Regions from separate parts of the Homo sapiens genome. Here region 1 is linked to region 2. A link is a contact called in ENCODE Hi-C data. All regions are on one chromosome and are shown on one strand. Each heading gives the region's core, a stretch centred on a gene start or an enhancer-like site at or near the end of the contact. The rest is flanking DNA. Distances are from core to core; before and after follow the strand shown.

Region 1 (3,439 bases), core at 743-3,242, 490 kb before region 2:
CTCAGCTCACTGCAACCTCAGTCTCCCGGGTTCAAACAATTCTCCTGCCTCAGCCTCCCAAGTAGCTGCAATTACAAGCGGGCACCACCATGCCCAGCTAATGAGCTAAGCTAGTTTGGTCTTTTCCCTGCTTGTCATTTGCAGGAGGCTGCTCAGCACATCCTCATCAGCAGAAAACAGCCAGAGACTGCCCTTTCGTTCATCTCATCACCATACCGGTATAGCACTCTCCCTAAGACAGAGAGGGGCGGCCAGAACGAGAAGGCTGGAGATGCCTTGCAAATGTGTTGGTGGTTCTTTGATTACCAGGGCCAAGCAACAAAAAGATAAGAATTCTAGTCCTGATGGGAACAAAAAGAGCCATTCTTTGTGGCCAAAAGGTCAGCGCCTTAAGAAGGGATGACATGGAGGAAGAGGTTCAAAGTTGAAAGGGTGGTGGGAGAGGAGGGTAAGTGGTTAAACATTTATTAGGTGTTAGGAACTAAAGCAGCTGCTTCAAATGAGGTTCTCACTGAATCCCCCTGACAAACCCTCAAGCTAGGCGAGACTATCGCCTTCGCAAGTGAAAAAAACGAAGGCTCAGAGGGAACTTTCCCCGAGGCCATTCAGACTCACCCTAGCAGTCTGACTTCAAAGCCAGGGTTGCTTCTGCCTTGCTGGATGTAAGTGCCCAGCTGCCAGCTGCCCTTGGCTGGATGGAAGTGGACCAAGAACCTCATGGCTTACTCACACCAATTCCTCTAAGGTCATTCCCCCAAAGGCAGATAAGATATAAACAAGAAGAAGTATGAGGGCCCAGGAAGCCTGAGGGCAGGTGGCCCTGAGAAAAGCTAAATCCCTGCAAAGCTCCTCACCCAGCCTGTAACACTAAGTCACTCATACACAGGGACTCAGGGAGGCGTCCGGGAGACGGGAAGCTGCAGAGACATAATCCAGGACACAGGAGGTAGCCAAAGCCATTGGCAGTGATTTCTATGAGGACTGAAGTAGTCCCTGATGCTGGCTTTTCTCAGACTGGATCCCTCCGTCCCTGGCTGTTGAAGGAGCACAGAAGCATGGCAGAAAATTCAACAGGGACAGGAATCCTTTTTTTTTTTTTTTTTTTTTTTTTTGGTGAGACGGAGTCTCTCTCTGTCACCCAGGCTGGAGTGCAGTGGCACGATCTCAGCTCACTGCAACCTCCGCCTCCCGGGTTCAAGCAATTCTAAATGTGAGTCACCATGCCTGGCTCCAACAGATCTTTTTTTTAAAAAAAATTATTAAAATTATTTTATTGATACATAATATTTGTACATATTTATAGGGTACCTGTGGTACTTTGATACATGCCTAGAATGTGTAATGACTTTCAACAGATCTTTGCTTCTTTTTTTCTTTCTTTGGGCAGTCTCCGGGGGCTAGAGTAGGCTCAGGCTCCTAGATCTTTGATTCATTTCTGAAAATGAGTAACTGGTGAAATAAACAAGAAACAAAGATCTAGGAGCCTCTCTGAACTTACCCTAGCCCCGGGAGACTGCTCAAAGAAAGAAAAAAAAAAAGCAAACATCTGTTCAAAGTCATTACACATTCTAGGCATGTATCAAAATATCACAAGTACCAAGGCCAGGCACAGTGGCTCACACCTATAATCCCAGCACTTTGGAAGGCCGAAGTGAGCAGATCACAAGGTCAGGAGTTCGAGACCAGCCTGGCCAACATGGTGAAACCTGTCTCTACTAAAAATACACAAATTAGCCGGGCATGGTGGTGGGCACCTGTAATCCCAGCTACTCGGGAGGCTGAGGCAGGAGAATCACCTGAACCCAGGAAGCGGAGGTTGCATTGAGCCAAGAAGGTGCCATTGCACTCCAGGCTGGGCAACAGAGCAAGACTCCATCTCAAAAATATAAAAATTAAAAACATTTTTAAAAAATTTAAAAAAGAACATAAACAATGCCAACTCCCACCCAAGACTGCACGAGCTCACAGCTCCCTAAGATCACTAGAGCACGTCCATGTTACGCTCAGTATTTCTTTACCAAACCATTTAATTCACGTGAAAGAATGAACTTTGTAGTCCAGATTGCTTTACAGCGATGAGGTTCAGATGATCTGTTTTAAAAGGTTCAGTCCTGGTCATCATTTTCACAAGACAAAACTTCCTAGTTAATTAACTAATGCTTTGAGTACACAGTTTTAAAACAGTATCTCTAAAATCACACACACACACACACACACACACACACACACACACACATTCCACACATGCAAAAGGCAGAAGTGAAAGGCCCACCTCCGCGTCAGGAGGCTCTAAGGGCCGCAGTCCAGTGACTTCACTCAAATGAGCAGCTGTTACTCCTCGTACGTATACAGGGTAAAGCTTCTGTCTGCAGACCACAGCCTGCCTACTCACCACCTGGGTGCCAGTGCCTGTGTGGTCAGTTTTTGAGGATTTGCACCGCCCCTCCCTGAGTGCTGGAGTGTGGACGGCACCTGCCAAGGGCAGCCCAGAGGCTGGTGAGTGCCACGTGGGCCGTGTGCACCCAGCAAAGCCCACCAACTTCCTGAGCAGGTGCTGCTGCCACCCCACCGCAGTGAAGAGGGCACTGAAGCACGAGGAAGCGACACTGCCGCATCCCAAGACGACAGACACTGAGGGAGCGGCCGCCCTGAGACTGGGACCCATGGCAACTCTCCCACCCCCACACATCCAGTTATCTCCCAAAAGATCTGCCAACCACAGCTGGGCCCTCATCTGTGGCCAAGAAGAGTATTTGAGGAGGTGGCCTCAGGGAGAAGAAAGGTGCTGTGGTCAGGGTGGCACCACACCTCCAATTCTCCACTTTACTCACAGGCTCCCCCACCTCTGGCTGGTCTGAGTGCCCGGCATAGCAGGGCTCTGTGGGGGGTGAGGGGAGTGCTTCTCTGCCGGGAATGAATGAGGGAGTCCAGCATGTTTTGTTCGACAGGTGCTGCAGAGGGAAGAAAGGTCCTTCCTGTTGCTGGAAGAGCCTGGGCTCTGGCCCCCAAGGGTTGCTCCTGCTGAGGCCCCTTGGCACAGCCCAGCGCAACTGAAGCGTTCCTTTGGCCCCGGCCTCTCCTGCAAGAAACGCTCAAATGCATGCACGGATAACTCGGTCAGAGGCTTGTGGATGGCGTAGAGGGGCATGGACAGCCGCAGCAAACATCGAGCCATCTTCCATTCCATGCCTAACATATGACCAACAGAAGGCCAGCCATGCCAAAAACCTGACTGCAGTTCTCAGGAAAACTTCATTCTAATGCCCAAGTGACACGGATAATCCTAATTTTCCTGATCTAGATGAAAAGCAGGGAAACTTCACTCTAATGCCCAAGTGACACGGATAATCCTAATTTTCCTGATCTAGATGAAAAGCCCTGAGAAGCACGCTAAACATTTTTTTAACTAGCACATTTATAATCATTTTTCTTAGATTGA
Region 2 (3,057 bases), core at 163-2,662:
AATATTTCGTTGTGGCTTTTATTTACATTTCTGTGATGATTAGTGATGTTGAGCATTTTTTCGTATACCTGCTGGCTATTTTCATGTCTCCTTTTGAGAAACATCTATTCAGATCTTTTGCCCATTTAAAAATCAGATTAGAGTCGGGCACAGTGGCTCGAGCCTGTAATCCCAGCACTTTGGGAGGCTGAGGCAGGCGGATCACCTGAGGTCAGGAGTTTGAGACCAGCCTGGCCAACATGGTGAAACACTGTCTCTACTGAAAATACAAAAATGAGCTGGGCCTGGTGGCATGCGCCTGTAATCCCAGCTACTCGAGAGGCTAAGGCAAGAGAATCACTTGAACCTCGGAGGTGATTGGTTGCAGTGAGCCGAGATCATGCCACTGCACTCCAGCGTGGGTGACAGAGTGAGACTCTGTCTCAAAAAAAATAAATAAATAAAATAAAAATCAGATTATTATTATTATTATTTTGCTATTAAGTTGTTTGAGCTCCTTATATATTCTGGCTGTTAATCCCTCGTCAGATGGATAGTTTGCAGATTTTTTTTCCCATTCTGTGGATTGTCTCTTCACATTGTTGATTGTTTACTTTGCTGTGTAGAAGCTTTTTAGCTTGATATAACCCCATTTGTCTCTTTTTGCTTTGGTTGCCTGTGCTTTTAAGGTCTTACACAAAAAATCTTTGCCCAGACCAGTGTCCTAGATCATTTCCCCAGTGTTTTCTTCTAGTAGTTTCATAGTTTCATGTCTTATATTTAAATCTTCAATCCACTTTGATTTGATTTTTGTATATAGTGTGAGAGAGGGGATCTAGTTTTATTCTTCTGCATATAGTCATTTAGTTCACAGTGATTTGTTTTAGTTCCCGTTTTCAACTGAGAAGACTGAGATGGAATATGGTTAAGTGTGAGCTAGAGAGTTGGTAGAGCTGGGCTGTACAAACCTAGTCATTTTGCATCCAATGCATGTACTTTCCCTCCTGGAAGGCACATGACTATACTGGAGCAGCTGAAGGAGCTGCAATATCTGTGCAACTGGTTTTTGAGTGAGAGAATTGAATGTTGGTTGCAGAACAGTCAAGACACTGAACGCAATTCAGAAAAGTTGCATGTAATTTCATGGACCCCCTATTGTTGGATGCAACATTTGTGTGTGTGTGTGTGTGTGTGTGTGTGTGTGTGTGTGTGTGTGTGCATGAGCGCACGCAGTTTATTCTGGGGCCATAGTTGTCTTTGAGTCTTCAGACTTATTGATGACTGAAAGAACTTATGGTGCTGCTGCTTTATTTTATAAATTTTTTATGTTGTTTCTTAAAATAGGGCATAGCTGCTAGGGCAGGGTTTTAATAGACAGCATTGTGGTGGCCATTAGGTGGCAGCAATTTTGGCAGGTCATGTGGGTGGGAAGTGGGCAGGAACGAATCATCAGATGTCTTACTTTGCAAAGCTTGCAGTACCACAGTGCCTTCCAACAGGTATAGAGCTCCATTTTTAATTACCTGCTTATCTTTGCACATGTTAATGTACTCTGGGGCCTCATGCTACATGAGCATTTGTGAAAATAAGTAACTTAAAAAAAAAAATCAAAGCCTAAACCTTGGGGCCTCAAGTTTCAACCTGCAGAGAACGTATTCAAATAAAGATGTGCAAACATGAGCATTTCCTGTCAGTCTTTGAAACTTAAACACTTTCTTAATAGGCTCTTCGGCATGTAAAATCAAAGAGAAATTGTCTCAGTGATAGGAATTGAAACCAAGAGGGTAGCCAAGTTCAGGTTAGATTTGGGCTTTCAGTTTCATGGGATATGGTTTAGATCAAATACCTGTTTCAGCTGGAAGGTTGATCATGTTATTGTACAGAGAAAGACTTCTGAGAGATTTTTGCTTTCAGCCTTTCACATGGTGTCTGAATGCTGGGACGGGGTTCCTCTTTGGGAACAAGATGATGACAGCAAATATGTACACAATAGAATAAAGCTCCTGAAGTATTCTGTGGCATATCTACTTGAAGGAGGTCTAACGGTGTAAAAATTGCAATTGGAAAGATTCTTGTAGCCAGTTAGTCATACCATCTTTTAAATAGCATCCTACTGGTCCACGTAGTTATAATGGAATTTGACAGCTTTCATGAACTTGGGATCATTGGTCCTGTTGTTCAGCTAAGGGTCCTATGATATATTCGACTAGAAATTGTGGCCTAGTCAGTTGGTTCTGAACCATGAATCAGAACATCTGGCAATTAGATCTTCTCTCTCTTTGCTCTCTGAATAGAAGAGATCTGAGTGACATAGCTGTGTCTTGGTAGGGACTCTTTCAGTTGTGATAGAAAACCTGATATCTAACTTATGCAAAGGAGAGTTTGTTGGCTCACACCTGTGAAGTTCAGGCTTTGATCTTGACTCTAGGAACAGTTGGATTCAGGGTGTAAATAATGCCTTCAAAATTCAGTTTCCCTTTGTCTCTTCATACTGCTTTCCACTTGGTGATTTCATTTTTGGGTTCTACATGCATTTGAGCTGAGCCCCATGTGATAAACAGGGACCATTTAATCCTCACAGTGACCCCCTAGGCATTCTTATTTTCTCTGGTAGCTCTTTCTGGTAGCATCTCCAGCCTCCTGTATTTTCAGGGTTGAGATTCTGTCTGGCTGGCTTGTCATGGGCATATCCTGGGTCCAGTCATTAAAGCCAGGGGCATGTGAGGCCTTGGTGGGGCTGAGTCCCATAGTTCTTTATGAACCCCACCCAGCCATATGGCCGAGAGCGAGGGAAAAGGATCTGCTGGTGAAAATTGGGTAATCACCTGATGAAGAGCCTGGATGCTGGGAAGGCAGACACGTCTGCTACAAATCTGTCCTTTGACCCAGTCTGCAGCTTGACAGCCCATGTTAGTCTTCACACTAAATCCAGCCCATTGACCATTTCCAGGCATTCCACATTTCTCTTTTGAATGAGCCTCTTGCTCCCTGGGAATGTGAATCACTCAATCCATGGGCCAGACCCTTCTACCCCTGATGTTAAACCTTTGATAAGGGGACTGTTACTCATTAGACCTT

The links. Hi-C counts contacts between places; a loop is a spot of excess contacts on that map. Pooled maps may share reads with other maps.
Region 1: a map with no recorded cell type shows a loop between it and region 2 (13-fold over the local background). The contact joins two enhancer-like sites. A Hi-C loop is called at or near these places in 4 of 37 single-sample maps with no recorded cell type and 3 of 50 pooled maps.

Annotation. Positions count from the first base shown.
Region 1 is chr16:21,359,283-21,362,721 of GRCh38, reverse strand. It overlaps the pseudogene SNX29P1. Among named protein-coding and RNA genes, the nearest start is that of NPIPB3, 64 kb to the left of the region's middle. RefSeq lists silencers at 2,186-2,255, 2,820-3,114 and enhancers at 1,983-2,621, 2,886-2,985, 2,622-3,261. Within about 2 kb of position 1,992, at least 6 of the 41 ENCODE cell types and tissues checked have a DNase peak (open chromatin) inside an H3K27ac peak, as active enhancers do.
Region 2 is chr16:20,873,351-20,876,407 of GRCh38, reverse strand. All of the region lies in intron 1 of DCUN1D3 (defective in cullin neddylation 1 domain containing 3), which reads left to right. Among named protein-coding and RNA genes, the nearest start is that of DCUN1D3, 25 kb to the left of the region's middle. RefSeq lists a silencer at 750-829 and enhancers at 1,476-1,695, 1,946-2,045. Within about 2 kb of position 1,412, at least 8 of the 41 ENCODE cell types and tissues checked have a DNase peak (open chromatin) inside an H3K27ac peak, as active enhancers do.